Linked DNA regions of Homo sapiens: region 2 is linked to region 1. Evidence: chromatin loops called from intact Hi-C (ENCODE). Cell type or tissue: endothelial cell of umbilical vein. All regions are shown on one strand. Each heading gives the region's core, and the rest is flanking DNA. Links, peaks and the distances in the headings are about the cores only. Region 1 overlaps LOC107985905 (a long non-coding RNA gene). Region 2 has its middle 330 kb from the start of LINC01809.

Region 1 (10,185 bases), core at 1,005-9,004:
ATAAAGCTGTTAATTTACACTCCTCCAAAGCACTGTGTTACTCACCACTTAAAACCTGCTTATTTCCTGACTGTGCTGCAAATTCAGCAATCAGTGATTTCCGCAAGTTAACACATATTCTAATTCTCCATGCTGGACAAAGAAAGGAGTAAATCAATATCCAGTGACAAACAATACTGCGTAAAACAGATGGATACGTGTAGACCACAGGATATTAGTCCTCATCTGAAATTTTATTCATAAAGTTACAAAATCCCAAAGCTACATCTGTTCACATGAAGCCTTCTAATTCCTAGGGACATAAGAAATTCCATACTGGGCATATCTAATCCAGGAGCCTCTCTCTAAAGGTATAGCCTGGTGTGGATTCTGAGAAGTGAAAATTGCCCTCCATCTAAGTCAAATCATTAGGAATAAGAATACTTAACTTCCCTAAAATCCAGTTGCTATGAATGCTATACATAAATATTTGCTTAAATATTCTTTAAACCTGTTTATCATTTTAAGATATAACCCTCTTTATGAGAAACAAGTTTCATAAACTTAATCTTAACTTCACCTGACCAAGTCTTACCTCCCTTACAATATAAGGCGGAAACTCTTAGTTCTGGTATAAATAGCTAATAGGAAGAACAGTATCTTTAAAGCATTTAATGAGCACTTATAACGTATCAGATACACTGTTAAACCATTTTCATATTTTATTTAATCCTTACATAAACTATACAAGGTAGATACCATTACTTTGTTATTTTGCAGATGAGGAAATTGAGGATTAGAAAGGTGAAGTTGCTTGCAATCACTCAGCTAATGAAAGGCATATGCTTTTCCTGAGGGACTGCAGTAACAGACAGTCCTAAACAAAGTATAAAGAAATGAATAACACACACTCCCTGCCCTCAGGATCACTTATAGCAATGATAACAGAAGACAGACAGCTACCTACAACATACGGCAGAATGCCCTCCGCCTGCTTCTGTCGTAGTTTGCTTATTCCCCACCAGCATGGGGTAGAGTGTTTGTAAGAGGCCCATAAAGCTTTAAAATCCCAGACACCCAGATTACACAGAGGACAAATTAAATCAGAATCTGGGGGAATGGGACAGAGTTAGTCCCGGCATCAGTAATTGTTAATGCTCGCCAGGTGACTTCAGTGAGCATCTAGGATTGAGAATTGCTGTGCTAGGATTGATAATATACAATTCAGAAGTGACTTCCGTAGAGCATAGTATGGGGTTAATTTCAAACTCTATCTGGACATTTTATTTTAGCATATATCACAGCCAGAGCTTGTGTGCTTGATCTCCTGTGCTGAAATTATGCTTTTCCAGGAGACAAATGTGCAGCCAAGGGTGAGAAGCACTATCCTACTGTTGCAGGAAAGTGTTCTGGGATTTCTTGGAGGAAAGGAAGGAGGGCGAGGTCTGAGCAGGTCAGGCTCAGAGCCACATATCACGGCTTGAACCTGAGCATCTCTGTTTTTGTCTTGTTTATATCGTGGGTCTCTGCCTCAGGTTTCTGGAAAAGAAAGGGCTCTGTTGCTGCAGAAATAAGTGTGAAAACCACTGTCTTAAAGTTCTTAGATGTCAAGAGTCCACAGGGTTTTTGTGTCAAGAAAACTATTTCTCAGCATCATCTTCAGGGTTACCTACTGGCACTTTGGTTACTGAAGTTCTTACGTGCAATTGCTGAAAAGCAAAGAATTGCTGGAATTAGAAAAATACCATAATTTAACGAAAGTGTCAATGAATACCATAAACTCAGAGTTTACAGGAGCCTTCACATATTCATACACTGCATATTTATTGTCTACTATGTTTTAGATGCTGAGGATACACCTTGAAGTTGACAGACAAGGTCTGGCTTTTAGGAAGTTTCTATTCTATTAAAATACAATTTAATCAGGCACAGTGGCTCACACCTGTAATCCCAACACTTTGGGAGGCCCAGGTGGGAGGATCACTTGAGTTCAGGAGTTTGAGACCAGCCGGGCAATACAGTGAGACCCCATCTCTAAAAATAATAATAAAAATAAAATTTGTAGCATGCCATTGATTTGCACTGGGTTCCTAGCCCAACAGCTCAAACCAATATGTGGTAATTCATGCTAAATGAAACAAATTAATTTAGAAGTATACTCATGTAACAAACAGCTGAACTTCAGTCAATGGTAGGTGGTCAGCTGATTCAAGTAAGACAAAATGCTGAGCTATAACTAAGTTGTTCTTTTTACCTCACTTCCCTTTTCTGTCCATAAATGCTGCTGTCTGATCATGTAGCACACAGAAGCTCTTTGACCCTGTTCTGGTTCTGGGGGCTGCCAGATTCACTTCACTAATCATTTTTGTTGTTGTTTTTTGGGTTTTTTTGCTCATAGAAACTCTGATAAATTTAAACTTGAGATTTTTCCTTTTTAACAATTCTAATGGGGAAGACAAGCAAGGGACAAATGTATAAATGAGATAATATGCATAATACACATCTTTCATTCTCAGGCCTGTCTGCATGGAGCCCTGTAGAGGAGGGGCTCTGCCAGGTGGTGCTCCTGCTCAGTCCCCCCTGCTTCAGAAGAGTCACTTTCCTTTCTAGCAAGGCCGGCGGGTCCTCTGCAGCTCAGTCCATGGGGGTCAGCTGGCATGTGCCACTACTGCTGCTGCTGTGGCCCCCTGTCCTCAGAAGCTTATCTGAGATCTGATGGAGTCTGAGAACCAGCTTGCCTTTGAGGGGCACCCAGAGGTCTTGGTTTCTCTACATCAGAAGGGTCCTTTGCTAATGAGGAGTTCACCTTGAGAGGTCTTTACCTCCCCAAGGCTACTTGGCTTCCATACATTTTTGAAGTATCCAAAAGCCCATCCTGTGAGAGATGATCACTTAAACACATCTTGTTGCTTCATATCTGCAACCTCAGATATCCAAGCCATTAGAGGTGTTCTGGGATTCACCCTAGAAAGAGGATTCCTGAATGTGTCATTTCTGTATGTGTCTGAATAAACAGTCACAAATGATTAGAGCTTACTGGGTATACTAATATATCCCACAGTCTGATTTTAAAGCTACAGATAGGTGTTAATGTAGAGAGACACCATCTATAATCCGATGAATGAATTGAATGAATATATAAGAAAAAATTTGTAATAAGCACATCAGTGTTAGCATACACATGAGAATGTCAAAGGTAGTTCAAACTCCGTTTAAACAATCTGCTCTCCTAAACATTGCCTTGTTCTTAATATCCTTTTGTAACCTCAGTAAAAAAAACAAACAAAAAAATACCACCTATCTCCTATGGATATAAGCACAAATATCAAATGAATAAGCTGAAAATTAATGAGTTTTCTTTTTCTTTAAATGGCTATACAAAAGCTTCAGTCTTCCCTTGTCAAATCATCAGGAATTTCAGGCACATAACTTTCATTCTGATGGGTTCATCTCACAGAATAAAAGACTTGCTTATAAAACAGCATTATTTTCTTCTCTTATTGAAAAATGTGTACACACTTCAAAGTTAAAAACAAAAGTTTCTTAAAGCACAAAGAAGCAACTTAAAATCACTCCAAAATTCTTAGCTAAAATACAAAGATTAATTATATGGAGTCTTTCCTTCCAGTCTTAAATGTTATATTTTTACAGGAATAACAATTTTTGCTAAGAACCTGAACTAGCACACATCAGGACAGAGTTGCATAATTAGTGGCTTGGAAAAAGATAGCAGTCACTCTTTAGCTACCAAATTGGCAAGATCAGAAATGAATGGCACCATAAAGATCTCACGTCTTTCATTAATGCTTAAAGCTGAGACTTTATTTATAAGGAGATTCTAAATTCCAGGCCAGTCTCACCGGGCTGTCCTTGATAGAGGTAGCCTGTTTGTCATGTTAATGAAGAGAAAATTTCCAGTTCTGAGTTCCACAAAGACTGTTCTCCCCCACCTACAGCTAAAGAGGGAGAAAAATGTCAGCAGGTAAGGGGTAGAATTGGAGTGAACCACTTCCTTACCTTTGGGAGCAGCTGGCCTAATGTCAATGTCAAGGGTGGGGCAGTTCCAGCTCCATCAGAGGTGACTGCACCATGACAGGCAATGCTCATAGGCAAATCCACAGCTCAGCACTTGACAGGCTGGAATATTATCTATCCCAGTGCTTCTCAAACTGGAGCAGCATCAGAATCCTGGCAGAGGGCTTTTAAAGCACAGATTGGGGCCAGGAAGGGTGGTTCACATCTGTAATTCCAGCACTTTCGAAGGCCGAGGTGGATCACTTCAAGCCAGGAGTTGGGAACCAGCCTGGGCAACATAGCAAGACCCTGCCTGTACTAAAATATATATTTAAAATTAAAACACACACACACGCACACACACACACTCACACAGATTGCTGAGCCCCACCCCAGGGTTTCTGATTCAGTAGGTTTGAGAATTTGCATTTTTTTATTATTATTATATATTTTTTTAAAAGATGGAGTCTCACTCTATTGCCCAGGCTGGAGTGCAGTGGCAGAATCTCAGCTCACGACAACCTCTGCCTTCTGGGTTCAAGCAATTCTCCTGCTTCAGCCTCCCATGTAGCTGATACTACAGGCATGTGCCACCATGCCCAGCTAATTTTTGTGTTTTTAGTAGAGACGGGGTTTCACCATATTGGCCAGGCCTGTCTCAAACTCCTGACCTCAAGTCATTTGCCCACCTCGGCCTCCCAAAATGCTGGAATCACAAGTGTGAGTCACTGCGCCTGGCCAAGAATGTGCACTATAACAAGTCACCAGGTGATGCGAATCCCAGGGGGTTCCAGGACCACGCTTTGAGAACCACTAGTCTATCCTGATGTTTGCACTGTTTAACATAGAAGTTCAAAACCCGGGCTTTACAGTCTGTCAGACCTGGTTTTTATTCCTAATTCCATCAATTAATAGCTATGTGAACTTGGGCCAGTAACTCAATTAATCTGAGCCTCTATTTTCTCACAAGTAGAATAGGAATAATTGCAGGGTTGTTCTAAGAAATGGATCATGTAATGTGTAAGTGCTTACACTTATGAAGCATTGCCAGCTTCATAATAAACATTTAATACATGATTATTAGTCTTTCTATTCAAGCCCTACCTCAACACCCTCCTGGAATCTTTCTGCACCTGTTCCTATTGATCTCTTAGTCCTCTAAAATGTTGGTTCACTTGCTTTCCAACCCGCTCTGTGGTAAGGAAACTCCATTTCCCCACCCCCATAGAGCCTCCCGACTCCACTAGCAAGTGGGTAATCCTCTGCTGCCACCTTGTGGCCTTCCTTCGCCTCACGCATTGCAGGCTAACCTTGTCAAGGTGGCGTTTCTGGGACTGCAATCCAGTAGCTGAGCATAAGCAAAGGAGCCAGACGTGGTGCCCGCTCAGTCTGCTCAGTCGATGTGAGGACTGTGAGGAAGGGTTCCCAACAGGACAGTCCGAAGGACACCCAAATCCTGAGGGCTACAGAATAACAGAAAGGAGCTGGAATCAGCACCAGGAGAGCAGGAGAGCGACCTGGCTGTGATCTCAGGTGAGTCTAGAGGCCCCGCTGAGCTCACTCAAGGCCTGGCCAGTGCCCTTCTATGCAGGACCCCAGGACACCTGCCTGTAGACATTTCTGAGGATTCCAGGGATCTCGAGCATATCCCTTCAGATCCCTCTTGCTACTGAGGTGGCCAAAGTCATGTGTGTCTAGGACAAGGCTATTAGAGGGTCCCCAGTAGTCCCATGTTGAGACCATAGTCCCAACTCCGAATGAAGACTGTTCATTGTAGCTGGTTTGGAATAGAAACCCAGTACTTCGGTGAAGAAAGCAGCAGGACAGAGCGATGTGAGCAATGAAATGAAGACTCAAGTTGCTCTTGTCTTTTATTCCCATTACTCCTTTTCCCTGGTACAAGTGTCTTAATGAGGGGGGTTGACAGCTCGATGGTGGGGGGTGGGTACAAATACAAACGGTATTTTTTTTTTTCAGGGATAGTAGGAAACACCTCTTTCCAGGAGCACATCACACCTGAGGTTCACGGTAGTGATAACTCTCTCCCCTCCTTGTGTTCTCATCCCTTAGAGCAATGAACAATGAACCAGAAGGTAGGGTGGAGAGTGAGGATGACACCTGGGATGGCAGCCACAGACCAGGAAGGCTGAGCTGGGAAATTGGTGCATTTTTTGGCTTCTCTCTTTAGAACATGGGTTATTTGGGGCCTTTTCATCCTCATTTTTGGGCCCCCAGGCACCAATTCTGAGAAACAGGAAAAGTTGCACTCAGCATCTCCTCCCTAGACCATGCAATCCGGCACACACTCAGACCCCTGAAAGAAATAAAAAGCAAAGCATTCCGATCCTTCTCCAGGGGATGGCATTTGTTCTCCTTCTGCAGAGGCTCATTTTAGATTTGCCTCAATGTAATATGCATAAGAAGTTAAGTCACCAGGGGCACCCCTTCCCCTCTCTAGAAGAAAGCTAAGACAAGGAAGGGGTTAAACAAAGGAGTAGGGCAAAACAGACACAGGCAGAGGAATGTAAGTTCTGCTGGTGAATCTGGGAGTAGGGGGGGTTATCTACCAACAATTTTCTACCCCTTAACCAGACATAAGCCTTGAAAATTGACTTCTTTAAGGCATTTAATCATGCTATCTCACTTATTATAAAGCATGCAACAGTTTGACCAAGGTCTTTTTTACATTCATTAATTCACATGGGTTTTAAATCTTGCAACAATTCTCTTGCATTGGTAGAGCAAACATCACTTATTCACTGATAAGAAAAATGGAAGCTCCAAGATACTAAATGGCTTGTCCAAAATCACAGAGCATTAGTCTCTCTCCGAGGGCAAAGTATTTATATCCAAAACTATAAACTTATACAGCATCTAGCTAGTTAACCAGCTTCAAGCACTTCAAGCAAGGCCTTGAAGGAATAAGGAATAGGGAGTGTGTGAACATTGTGCATATAAGTTTGGGTGAAGGAAGCAAAGTTGCAGAATCAAGACTGATGTGCAGGAGAGTGGCTTGATTTGCTAGCAGTGGGCAGTCAGAAAGGAATATGACTCCTGGGTGCTGGGACAGAAGGTGAGTGGAAGCTTTGTAGATTATCAACCAACAGAAGGCAAACTCTTCATTTACCTTATTTTACTTTTCCTCCTCATATAGATCCAAGTATGCCCAGTTGCACCATGGGAAAAATCTCTTCTCAAAGCCAAAACTATCTGAGGTGGGGGAAAAGATCCTAAAATACTTTTAACCATTTTTGTGTGGTTCTAACTTGTCTAAGCAGCAAAGAAACTTTCCTTTGTTAACTCGGGGGCGTCAAAGCCAGCTTTGTTTTCATGCCTAGTATTGATTTGGATCCTCCGGGGGGGGTCTCTTGACATCTCTCCACACCTTGCCTGATGAAGCCAGCAAGTCCAATAGGCTTCTCACTCACTGACAGACTGAGATGTTCAGAGCCCCTGTCTGGCATAACAAAACCTCTCTAGGGCAGAGTGAGGAGCTGAATGCCAAATCTCCACACAGGGCTTATGAGATCCTTCTGACATCATCATTTTTCTAGCCTGGAGAAAGGACTGGTGAAGGGAACACAGGACTTTTGTGTTCTCTGCTCCTAACAGACATAAACTCTTGAGAGGCAGCCCTTCACCGTGCGCTCCCTGAAAGAGGCTAGGCTGGACCAGCCATCAACCATCCTAGTTCCCAGCCTGACCCTGCCCTCCACAAGCTAGGTTACTCTGCCACTTCCCTTCTGGCCTCAGTTTCCACATCTGTCCAACAAAGGCTGGATGGAAGATTTCTAAAGCCCTCCTCAGCTGTCTTTTCTCTTTGGTGCTATGACTGGTTAAATTCCTCATTTCTTTCATACCTGCCTTTGACACAGTGTTTAGGTTTTCAGCCATTAAACCCTGGTGTGTCTGAAGGAGTAGCAAGGAGAGATCAGCCAGCCAGAGGGTTTCAACAAAAATACCTCACATGCTTGACAAATATTTACCAGCCAAAATGATATAAACTTATTCTACATACAAAGTCTGATGTTTTCACAATATAATACTCAAAAGTGGTTTTCTTTTGAGACGGAGTCTTGCTGTGTCACCCAGGCTGGAGTGCAGTGGTGGGATCTCAGCTCACTGCAACCTCTGCCCCTCCAGGTTTTAAGCAATTCTCTGCCTCAGCCTCTGGAGTAGCCGGGACTATAGGCATGTGCCACCATGCCCGGCCAATTTTTTGCATTTCTAGTAGAGATGGGGTTTCACCATCTTGGCCAGGCTGGTCTCAAACTCCTGACCTCATGATCCACCTGCCTCAGCCTCCCAAAGTGCTGGGATTACAAGCGTGAGCCACCATGCCTGGCCTCAAAAGTGGTTTTCAATGTTTGATACAGACACCTGGCAACCAGAGCTCAGAAGAAATGTGTACTTTTTTTTTTTTTTTTCTGAGACGAAGTCTTCGCTCTCGTTACCCAGGCTTGAGTTCAATGGTGCAATCTCAGCCCACTGCAACCTCCGCCTCCTGGGTTCAAGCAATTCTCCTGCCTCAGCCTCCCTAGTAGCTGGGATTACAGGCACCTGCCACCAAGCCCAGCTAATTTTTTTTTGTATTTTTAGTAGAGACGGGGTTTCACCATGTTGGCCAGCCTGGTCTCAAACTCCTGACTTCAGACGATCCACCCACCTCGGCCTCCCAAAGTGCTAGGATTACAGGCGTGAGCCACCGCGCCTGGCCCTAAGTGTGTACTCTTGGGGCGCTCGTTTAGCTTTGTGGGCTAGGGATTATGGTGCATTATCTGATAAATTAGAGGAAAATTTTACTTTATCTGAGAAACATATTTGCAGCCAGTCTCAGACACACTAAGTCACAGAAGAAAGAAGAATCAAAATAAAGAGAATTCTGCTGTCAGCTGTTTCCCCTCTTGCTTTACCTAAAAAAGCAGCCATCTGTGCCCTGAGGCAGACATGGCAGAATGTGCTTACTCAACACCTGACCCCCGACTCCTGACCCCTCAAAACACACACTGGGAGCTTAGAGCCTGCCCCCAGGCTGCCTCTCCCCACCCTTTACTCCTCAAAATACATACTGAGAGGGAAGGGGATGCCTGCAGCTGGTCCAAACTGCTTCTCTTGGACTAAGATATATTTACCCGGGGGTGTCAACAGCGTGGGAGTGGAGAGAGCAGGCAAAGGGGAGCAGGGAGGTCCTATGGCCTTGCAGAGGACAAAACCACAAATCCCTGGCAAGTGACCTGGGTTTTAAGACCAAATGAAGCAAGGCATTTATATTTTTACATTTTTAATGGACAAATAGTAATTGTGTATCTTTATGGGGTACAATGTGATGTCACAATATATGTATACACTGTAGAATGATTAAATCCAGCTACTCAGCACACACATCATCTCACATACTTAGCATTTATTTATGGTGCAGGCAAGGCGTTTAACCTCAGTTTTGTCATCCATAAAATAGGAATAAAAATAGCTATCGTGAATAGTGCCGCAATAAACATATGTGTGCATGTGTCTTTATAGCAGCATGCTTTTTAGTCCTTTGGGTATATACCCAGTAATGGGATGGCCGGGTCAAATGGTATTTCTAGTTCTAGATCCCTGAGGAGTCGCCACACTGACAGCATGGCACATGTATACATATGTAACTAACCTGCACATTGTGCACATGTACCCTAAAACTTAAAGTATAATAATAATTAAAAAAAGGAAAAAGAAAAAAAAGAAAATAAACAATAAACAATAGTGAAAAAAAAATAGCTGTCACACAGGACAGTTGGGTTTCTCCTCCCTTCCTCACACTCCAAGCAGTGCCTGGCAGAGGGAAATAATTTGATCCACATTTAGTGAGTAAACTTCACATTTTGTCCAGAGCCAGGTTGAAGCCCACAGATAAAATCTCGTTATCTTCCCCTGGAGGCTCTCTCTCTAAAGCTGAAAGATGAATCCAGGGTACATCAGTTGGGATTTTACCTAGGTCTGTAGCTCCTGTGTCATCCTTTTCTCTTTTGTAGATCTCAGGCCTCCCAGCAGAAGCCTGTGTTTTCCAAAACAGAAGACAGATGAAAAGACCCGCAGGCTACAAAGAGGGCAGATGCTGCCCTTCTGAGAGAACGGCCTCCTCTCGCGTCTACGGAGCCCACAGTTCTCATTGTTCTGGATGTGGGGTAGAAGATTCCTGTGTGGTATAAATGT
Region 2 (10,185 bases), core at 863-8,862, 1.1 Mb before region 1:
TCAGTTCCACAGAGATTAGAGACTGATAATTTGATACTAGTGTTTCTCTGGCCCACATTTGGAACATTTTTGACATACTGATGATTCCTGGCTCTACTCTAGTACCACCACAGCAGAATCTCAGGAGATTGAGCTATGCTTGATCAGCCAGAATTGAGAAATAGCTGCAATACTTACCCTGCCTGGAGGATAAAGTGAAGGTTAAAGATTTTATCCTATCTGCTCTCATGCCTTGAGAACAGAACTCTACTGGATCCATTGAATAAATAAATATGTAGGTGAACTAATTAACTGAGTATCGCTGACAGACTTGACTTTCTAATTAACATTTGCATGTTTCATAACTAAGTTTAAAAGTACTCAGTGACTTCCATCTCCTATAATAGCTCTGAATGTTTTTCTAATCTCTTTCTAACCTGGCCCAGCCTCATACTCCACACCTGGGTGCTCAGTCTCCTAACTCCTTCTCTCTAGTCAGTATCCCATGGGCAAGTAATAATACAAGGTGCCATTCAATGATAATCACAATTATTTCAGCCATTTTAAAAACCAAATACAGTATGTTTTGCAGTCTTGTTTCCCACTTATAACCAACACAGCTATAGTCTGTTGATACCAAAATATTCACCCACAGATGCACACTTCACAGTTCATACCCACAGCTTTGGCTCATGTCGGTTCTTCTGTTGGCCTCTGGGTGCTATCTTGCAAGCTGAGGCTCCCTGGAACCATCACTATGGGACCAGTACATGAAAGCTAAAAAAATTTGGACTCATTGCCCTTATCAGTCTTTATCATAGTCATCTGCCATTCTGAGACCGCCATTGACCACACACTAATGAAATGCTGTCTGCTGATGATAACACTCACATACCATGGTGAGCTCTCCAAATCACACCAGTAAAGTAACAGTACATAAGGGATATTTATTAGTTCTTCTTCCTGGGTTACTTATTATTCTAGTAAAGTAATACTATTTTAGGAATCTATTGTGCAGGGGGGAAATGTGACTTAAATTAGACGTTTCTAAAGCCTCATCTCCAGCAGTATACACCTTTGAGACACAAGATTGTTTCTTCCTCTTTAATCATCGATTTTGAGAAACATAGCAAAGGCTCTATACTTGCATAAAAACAGTACAGCTTAAATTTTCTTTTATTTATTTTATTTAGCACTTTCTTTTCTTTTCTTTTTTTTTTTTTTTTTTGAGAGGGTCTCACTCTGTCACCCAGGCTGGAGTGCAGTGGTACAATAATGGCTCACCAAAGCATTGACCTCCTAGCCTCAGCCTTCCAAAGTAGCTGGGACTACAGGCATGTGTTGTTGTGCCTGGCTATTTTTCAAATTTTTTCTGGAGATAGGGACTCACTACGTTGCTCAAGATGGTCTCAAACTCCTGGGCTCAAGTGATCCTCCCACCTCAGCCTCACAAAGTGCTGGGATTACAGGCCTGAGCAACCATACCCAGCTGAAATTTTCTTTATACCAATTAGCAGAATACACATCACATTGGAGACAAAGTACAGGGCTAAATTAAGTTAGTATAATGCCTAAGTCCAGACATATTTCCAAAACACATTAGTTTGTGGGATAAAACATTGCTATAGTGATGATGATGATGATAATATTAATCACTAAAATTTTTGGCTGTTGTACTGGGTTCTTTCTACTCAAATCCCAATATAATTATGCATTAAACAATTTTATTTTCAAAAAGAAAAAATTACTAATACAAGTTAACTCATTTAATTATTATCACTTAGCTAGTCAATAATGACTCCACAATTTGATTTAAAGATGTGATATGCCCAAAATGACCTACAATTGTATTTAATGCTCCACTATACTATGGCTAGAAATAATAGTGATATATTAGTCTAGAAATGTCCATAGCTCCTCATCCTAAATAACTAGAAATTTATTACCATTTCATAATTAATTGATTCGAACATCTAGTTTAGTTACAAAGAAAATATTTCAAAAAACTATTTCAACTAAAAAAATACCGAACTGGTACCAAACATTAAGAATAATGGCTATACAGATATGCCCTGCAATGTCTTTGCAATAGTGAGATTCCTCATTCTTCCTTTCTTGTTTTGTTTTAAATCTTTATGTTCTGTGATTTAAACAGACTTCTTCCAAATATAAAGCAAAACTATAAAGTGTAAGAAAAGGGTCAAATAAAATAAGTGCCTTTAATGGAAAGAATACAAATGATTATTCTCTAATTGTCTCAGAAATAAAAGAAATATAATCCTACGACAGTTCCTGGACTAATCAAAATAAAGTAAGTGAAAAAGAGAATTTCACAATTGTTTTTCTTTTGTTAAATCAGGTGCTATAAACTATAGAAATATGAATGAAAATTTTTATTAGCCTAAAGTGTCAACTGTCATGATTAATGTATTATGACAAATAAATTAGTTAAAATTATACTTATATGTTCTGGATTGTCTTATTCATTTTTAGATTTAATTTTTTTTCACTTATATGGCTCAGTAATCTACTTACTTCTAGCAGGAATCCTCTAATGTAGATATCAGCAGGTTTAGTGGCATATGCAACTCTAACAAGGATGAAAACACTCATGTGGTCCTTACTACTTGAAGCTGAAATTATTTAGTAGCTAAAAACATGAATTTTCACATTACGTAGATGAGTATAAATCCATATTTCCCTATAATGGGATCTTAGGCAAATAATTCAAACTCACTAAATCTTAATGGGGCACAGTAGCTCATGCCTGTAGTCTCAGTGCCTCAGAAGCTGAGGTGGGAGGATCTCTTGAGCCCCGGAGTTTGAGTTAAACTTGGGTAACATAGCAAGAACTCATCTCTAAAAAATAAGCTTCAAAAAAGAAAGAAATACAAACAACCTACAAAATATCAATATCTCATATGTTGAAAATGTGGATAATATCACTTTAAATATTTTTGTAAAAATTGAATAAGGTTATGGCATACCTGGCACATATTAAGCATTTCATAAATAGTATTTTATTAAAGGCATTATCATCCATCAGTGTAAAAGGATATGTTCAACTTATATTTGTTATATACCTTCTATATACTGTTTTAGTTGTTGCATGTACAAATATTTTTAAAATTTCTATAATAGAAAATTATATTTCTATGATAGAATAGACATACATAAAAAGTAATAAGAACAATTTATAATGTGTTGGTTACTGATGAGTACTGTGATGAAAATAAAAGTGGAGAGACCCACCAGGCTTCAGTTAAGAAATGGAATGTTTTGAAGTTATAAATGAAGTGGATGGGCAAGCCTTCACTGAGAAGGAATATTTAAACATATGTATCTTTCTACATTTTGGTGTGTGTCAAAGCACATAAAACGCCTGACATACAGAATTCCCCACTCCATTTTGGTTTACATTTTGGCATAAAAAAATAAGTCCAATTGAAATTATTTGTGTACGTATTTCTGTACCACATTGGCTGTATTAATGGAGACACACGCTTGCACTCAGAAACACACATATATATGTAAAATATATAAAAACTTTTATATATTTTATAATTTATAGTTTTAATGAATTTATGCATACTTCCACATATTTATACATATTTACATATCCTTATGTTGCATAATAAACTTCAAAGATATTTCAAATATCATTGAATGCTCCATTAGAAATGGACGAGCTGACATCATGATAAATTTCATGGAGATAGAGCTTGCTAGACTTAGTACCTGACGAAAGTTGCAGGTTGCAGTGAAGGAAGATGTCTGGAAAAATTCATGGGTTCTAGGTTGGGCAACAATATAAATGTTAGTGACACACAAGAAATAAAAATGTAGAAGGAAAAATAAGCTTGAATGGAAAGATAACATGTTTCACATAAAATATCATAGAATATACTGAGGTTTAAAGATCTAGGGAACATTAGATATAGATAAACGTCACGAAGCAACTTGTTACCTAGGCTATCATGTGTAATAGCCACATCACTCTCACATCAGAAAGGCTGATTAAAGGGATGTGATGCAAGTTAGCAGAGGAGAGAATTTCAAGAAGTTTTATGAGCAGGTCAAAAGATCATTGTATGTATCAATTATAAGGTCATGCTTACTGGAGGCAAGTGAAGATTTAGTGGAGTCCTGTATGTAGACGGGAGTTAGTAGCTTGAAAGCAAATGGGTTGTGAGATGAGGAGGTAGAGCTTGGTTTTGAAAGATATAGTAAGTCTTCTGTTAAGTGCCTCCATCATCTCAGCAATTTTCCCTTTATGACTCTTCTACATACTGTAGTTATTTGTCTCATGTCTATATCTGTGGCCAGGGTGTGAGCTTGACATGATGCATTATTCTTCAGTGAGCCCACCAAAATAACACAATTTTGTCACATGAGTATTCCTCCAAAAATAATGTGTTTGAGTGGATCGGTAATGAGAAAAATAGATGTTATTTTAGGGGTGCAAGGATTCTTTTTTCTTTTTTGTATTAAGTGTTAATGGATTTAAAGTGTATAAGTACCAAGTAGAGACAGAAAGAAATGACAATATGGAAAACACAGAAGCATGATAGGTAGATAACACCAGTCTTGGTTGAAAGGATGTGTGAGGATTGTGGAGAAAGGAGAGGAGGGTAGGGAATAAAATGAAGAACAAAGTGGGAGGGATAATCCTTGAAGAACAGTAACAAACCTGCTCTGAGCGTTGAAGACAGTGTAAGGATATAGTCACAGATTTAGGTGTGGTAATGGAAAACTAACTTTGATGTTTTCTATTTCTTTGTGAAATAGAAAATAAGGTCATATAGTGGAGGTAGGAGAGTAGGCAGAATGAAACACATATTGATTTTGCTTTAGCTCTGAAGACTAAAAGCCACCTGTACTTAAACAGAAAATTCAGATTTATTATACCAATAGGGCTAGTCCTGGATCCTATTTAGCCAGAACTTTTATTTTTCTGACTGCAGTTTTCCTTTCTTTTTACAGTTGACCACAGTATAGCTAAATGCACATCTTGATTTTGCATTAAAATGTAAGACTGCCCTCTTTCTGCAATAATTCAAACTGCAGGATGTTTGCATGTGATTAAATGTTGACACATTGTACTACCGTTTTTCAACTGTATGCATAGTAGAGCTCCAGATTTCCTCCAATTATTTAATTTATATATTAAGTTTAAGTATAAACTTAATGTTTAGTGTGTGTGTGTGTGTGTGAGAGAGAGGCAGAAAATGAACTTGAACAAGAATTAAGACACAGAAAACTTTAATGAGAATTAATAGTTAAGAAAATAATACTTATTATTCTTCTAGAAATACAAGAGAAAGTGCAACTATAAATTGACATTCTCCTTTATTGTGAATCCACTAACAGGTTTAGCCCTAGGTCTAGTAAGTCTCCAAGGAGATATTCAGGAATATATTCCAAAATCCCATGTTTATTGTCTTCCATAAGCTTTGGTTTGTATGCTTTGTAGTCAGGGCCATGCACAGCTCATGTGTGACTTGCTAGGCTGGCAAACTGCTGATGTGGCCGATTAGTTGGCTCCATTTGGAAACATGAATATTATGCTTAGAAAATAGTGTTGCTAAGTGAGTTTCTCTCACTCTCTTATTTTTTAACTAACTGAGCCAGAGGAATGGATTATACATATTTGTTGTTTTGCATATAAATTGGAAATTACTCCTTTCCCCTACCTGCAGTTGCAAATAATGTTTCCTCCACTTTTGTCTGAACAGCAATCTCCATTTTTAGATGAGCCCTGTCCAAATTATTGGAAAATTATAACATTTGCTGACAGCCTCCTTTAAAGTGATCAATCAAACTTCTCCAAGAGAAAATTATATTTTTAAAGGAAGCTTTATAACTTTAATGGCTTCAAAGGTCAAGTTATTTCTTTTCTTCAATTTAAGGACATGTTCTTGAGTCAATCAATATTAATTCAACATAAGACCTTAGTCCCCAATTTCACCTCTTATGTTAGCTAACATAATTAAACCTGTGTTGCTGAGCAAAATGTCAAATACCTTTTTCTTAGGACAAAGTACTCTATCTGGGTTTTCTTTTTCAATTTTCATTAATTTAAACAAGCAAATTTATTTTTATTGTATTGAGCATCAAATAAAAGCAATTACTCAGCATGCTTCTGGATTTGGTAATGAATATTTTTTTCTGAATTTGAGAATGAGGCTTTCCATGTGCCCCCTCCCCATCTGTCAGGCATAGAATTGGTTGGACTGTGGTGAGCAGCAGTCACTTGGGATAGTGTTTGCTTAGTCTTAGGTTCCAAACCCTCAGTAAAACTCATTTAAAAACTGACTGAGACAGAGCTCAATGCACTAAAAAGTCTTCTTGACTCTTTCTCAATCTCTCTTTTAATACCATGAGCACTGACCTGAATTAGACTGACTATTCTTTCTTGGTATTTAATTTCTGCATAATACTTTCCATATAATTCTCTGGAATTCTCGATGACTTTGTTCTAACTTTTACCTTAGATTTCTGGTAATTGCTTCAGATATACTTCTACCCCTCCATTTTAACAGTACTCAAAGCCCAGTGTAATGTGCTTTTCAAATAAGACCAATTCTAGGCTTCACTGAATCTACTGCACACACGATTACAAATCTAGAATTTTCTAAATGCTAATGGGAAAATGTTGAGACTTTTAGAGAACAAGTTTATTCAGAAAAAAAAAACTGAGCTAAAATGTAAGATTAGATATTCCAATAAACTAAATGCCAATAATGTGTATTTTTCCAATATGCCATTCTGAAACAAAGCAGAGTATTCAGATAATTGTGATACTATTTGATACATTATTGTTTATTGGTCTCTCTTCTGACATTTAAAATAAGAAATGTTCATTTATTCCTTAAGTAAATATTACAAGACTGCTAATTGTACATCATTTCATTATGGATGTGTACACCCACACATATAAAATTATATATGTTAAAATATTTGGACTGGTGTGTGTGTGTATTTTGAGTAAAGTAAAAAAATGATGAAGAGGACCCAGATTAAAATGTGAAGTTAATGAAGCTGCTACTATACACCATGTCTTTTACTTCAAAAACACTTCAGCCTTGTCAATGTTACAGTATGTATTGGTTGGTTAGTTTAAGCTAAATAGTGTATGGTCAGTTTCTCTTGTTAGAGAATTCAGAAGCATTTAATCCAACATTACAACGCATAAATGATGACTTCCTATTTTTTATATTTCTGACGCTTTGACATCTGAGGCCTTGCTGATCCTAGAGACACTGTCCAACAAGGCCTAGCCAATTCCTAGAGACAGTAAAGGACTCACTGGCCTGCAAGGGTGACTTTCATATACAAACTAACCAACTAGCCCACATTCCCACCACTTCCTTTAATCAGGCTTACACCCTCAGGGTCACTATTCCCCTGCCCTAATCACCCAAGGGCCAGTACCAGACAACTAGGGACAACCCTGGTGCTCCAAAACATACTGAAATTATTAAAATTATCAGATCTTGAACCTACTGAGACAGAAATCACAATAAAGGCTCCTGCCCACATTCCATATTTTTTTCTCACTTTTCTCTCTCTTTTCTCTCTCTTTTCTCTCTCTTTTTTCTTTTATTTATTTATTTTTATTTTTTATTTTACTTTAAGTTCTAGGGTACATGTGCACAACATGCAGGTTTATTACCTATGTATACATGTGCCATGTTGGTGTGCTGCACCCATTAACTCGTCATTTACATTAGGTACATCTCCTAATGCTATCCCTCCCCCGTTCCCCCACCCCCTGGCAGGGCCCGGTGTGTGATGTTCCCCACCCTGTGTCCAAGTGTTCTCATTGTTCAATTCCCACCTATGAGTGAGAACATGCGGTGTTTGGTTTTCTATCCTTGCGATAGTTTGCTCAGAATGATGGTTTCCAGCTTAGACTCCTACACAATAATAATGGGAGACTTTAACACCCCACTGTCAACATTAGACAGATCAACGAGACAGAAAGTTAGCAAGGATGTCCAGGAATTAAACTCAGCTCTGCACCAAGCGGACCTAATAGACATCTACAGAACTCTCCACCCCAAAACAACAGAGTATACATTCTTCTCAGCACTTTTGTCTCTTGACTCACCTTGGTCACCGCATGTGGCTCTGCACGGCTTGGAATGCACCTTCCTTTTGTCAACTGTGAGTACCAAATTATCTTTTTAAAGGCAGTCATCTCCCAATCTGTTGTCCTAACTGTACCTGATTAAAAATCAACACTCACTATTTCACTCCAGGGTTATCATAAAATAAAAGCAAATACCCAGCATGCTTCTGCATTTCATAATAAATTTCAAGGCTTTTGTTCATTGTTCCATCTACCAAGCATAGAATTAGATGGAAAGTGGTGAGCAGTGGCCAGCTGGGATGGTGACTACTGGGGTGGTGAATACACAAACTTCAGATAGACCTAATTCTTATCTAAACCAGATCTTTGCTAATTGTCATAATAAATATTAAAAATGGATTTTCATTGGTGAAAGTAGACACATGTTTATAACTACTGTGGGTGACGTATATAATCCCTCTTTAGTGAAATGAATGTCTTTCAAGACATGTAGATGAGCAAGAATAGTTTAGAGATACTCTGCTAGACTGAGTTGGATGTGCTGTAGTGAAATGGCCCTGTGTCTGGTCAGATTTGGAAGTTTTAGATTGCCTACCTTTTCCATAGTATTAGCATATTTAATCCTATCTCTATAATAGTGTTGTGTTTTATTTTAATAAATGTTTAATGCCACATCAGAATATTTACAAGACAGAAAGCTGGTGTGTCATCTAATCTAGAGGGCATGTTATATAATTGTGCTGGGAAGTTTTACAAGGTAATTATTTCTCTAATAAATGTGAGGGATATATTGTAGTTTGATATTGGATTTTATTACCTTAGAAGGATTAGAGTGTGGTGGATTAACTAACTACAATTTATCTTGAAGTATTCAGTGGCTCCAAAAGTCTACCAAAAAATCCCTTATAATTTTGTATGGCCAAACTGGTTTAGGTCAGTTCCAACTCCCTGAAATACAGCATTCTTTTTTTTTTATTTCTTATCCTTTCTTCTTAATATGTTCCTATAATGAATAGATCCATTTCACACCATATACTTCCTAGATCTTCTTCTGCTACTACCATGATTATGTGTGTGTTGGGGCAGGTTGAGTTTAATGATTTCATAATTTTAATTGAAGCAAACCTGGCTAGCACTCAAAGTTTGTACCTGGTGGTTGGTTTATTCAAATGGGCAGCTTTACGTAACTATTTTGCATGTTACTGATATTTCCAAAACTTGGTTATAAGCTCTCTGTATATTTATGCTATTGTTTACTCTCTCAAAAACCCTAGCTAAATGCTCAAGTAGAATTTCAAATGTTTGCATCTTAGGGGTGTATTTCTAGGAACAATATTATTATTTCCTCCTGCAATGTTGAATTAAATGGTTATATCAATAAATAATTTTCTGGGTGCTTCCGCGGGAGTTCCACATGTAACTCTAGGAATTCTCCATAGGCAAACTGTGACTATTCTCATGGTATGTTTGAGAAAAATAATGTATTTTTATTTGCATAAGCAATCATTTGCTAAATACTTAAAATATGCAAGACATTATAATGGGTGCTGGGAAAGGAAAATGCAGTGTTAGCAAAGCAGCCCAGGCTTTCAACACATTTAAAATCAAATCTGGAGAAAAAATATATTTGTGAACAATTGTCTGTTTCAGGTAGGGGTGACTGAAGGCCACCTTTCACTAGTCGACTTCATACAAATGGTGTTGTGTGCCAGCAAATATTTCTTCACCTACTGTCTTTTTACCAAGAAATTACTCCACTCTTCTCTTCTGTTTTGGACTCTTCTCTTGCTTTCTTCTTTCCTTTTCATTCTGTTCTTTCTTTTCCTTTTCTTTTTTGTTTGTTTATTTGTTTTTCATCACCTCACCTGAGAATCCTTTCCCTTTCTTTCCTGGCATTGTCCAGATTTACTTCTTTATATTTCATACCAGGACTAACCTGCCCCTCTGATAGGACATATTTTGAATAGTGTTATATTTTATGTGTGATAACATGCATACATTAAAAATATTTTATATATGTAGTGTAACATAATATGTGTCTTGAAGTACTTAGCTTTATGATTGGTTTGCACTCAGAGTGATAAGATCAGGTAATAACATTCCAGAAATCA

What was found. Hi-C counts contacts between places; a loop is a spot of excess contacts. Peaks named below come from ENCODE experiments on the same cell type or tissue, not always from the same donor. Only the 100,000 strongest peaks of a DNase experiment are listed, where the experiment ranks them.
Region 2: it touches region 1 in a loop (11-fold over the local background); 2 of 110 quality-filtered maps call a loop at or near these places.

What each region holds. Positions count from the first base shown.
Region 1 is chr2:84,309,734-84,319,918 of GRCh38, forward strand. All of the region lies in intron 1 of LOC107985905 (a long non-coding RNA gene), which reads right to left. Among named protein-coding and RNA genes, the nearest start is that of SUCLG1, 140 kb to the right of the region's middle. In endothelial cell of umbilical vein, for the core only: a CTCF peak has its summit at 5,273 (motif pointing left); a DNase peak (open chromatin) is centred at 5,268.
Region 2 is chr2:83,191,413-83,201,597 of GRCh38, forward strand. No RefSeq gene overlaps it. Among named protein-coding and RNA genes, the nearest start is that of LINC01809, 330 kb to the right of the region's middle. In endothelial cell of umbilical vein, for the core only: a CTCF peak has its summit at 5,018; a DNase peak (open chromatin) is centred at 4,999; H3K27ac peaks cover 391 bases.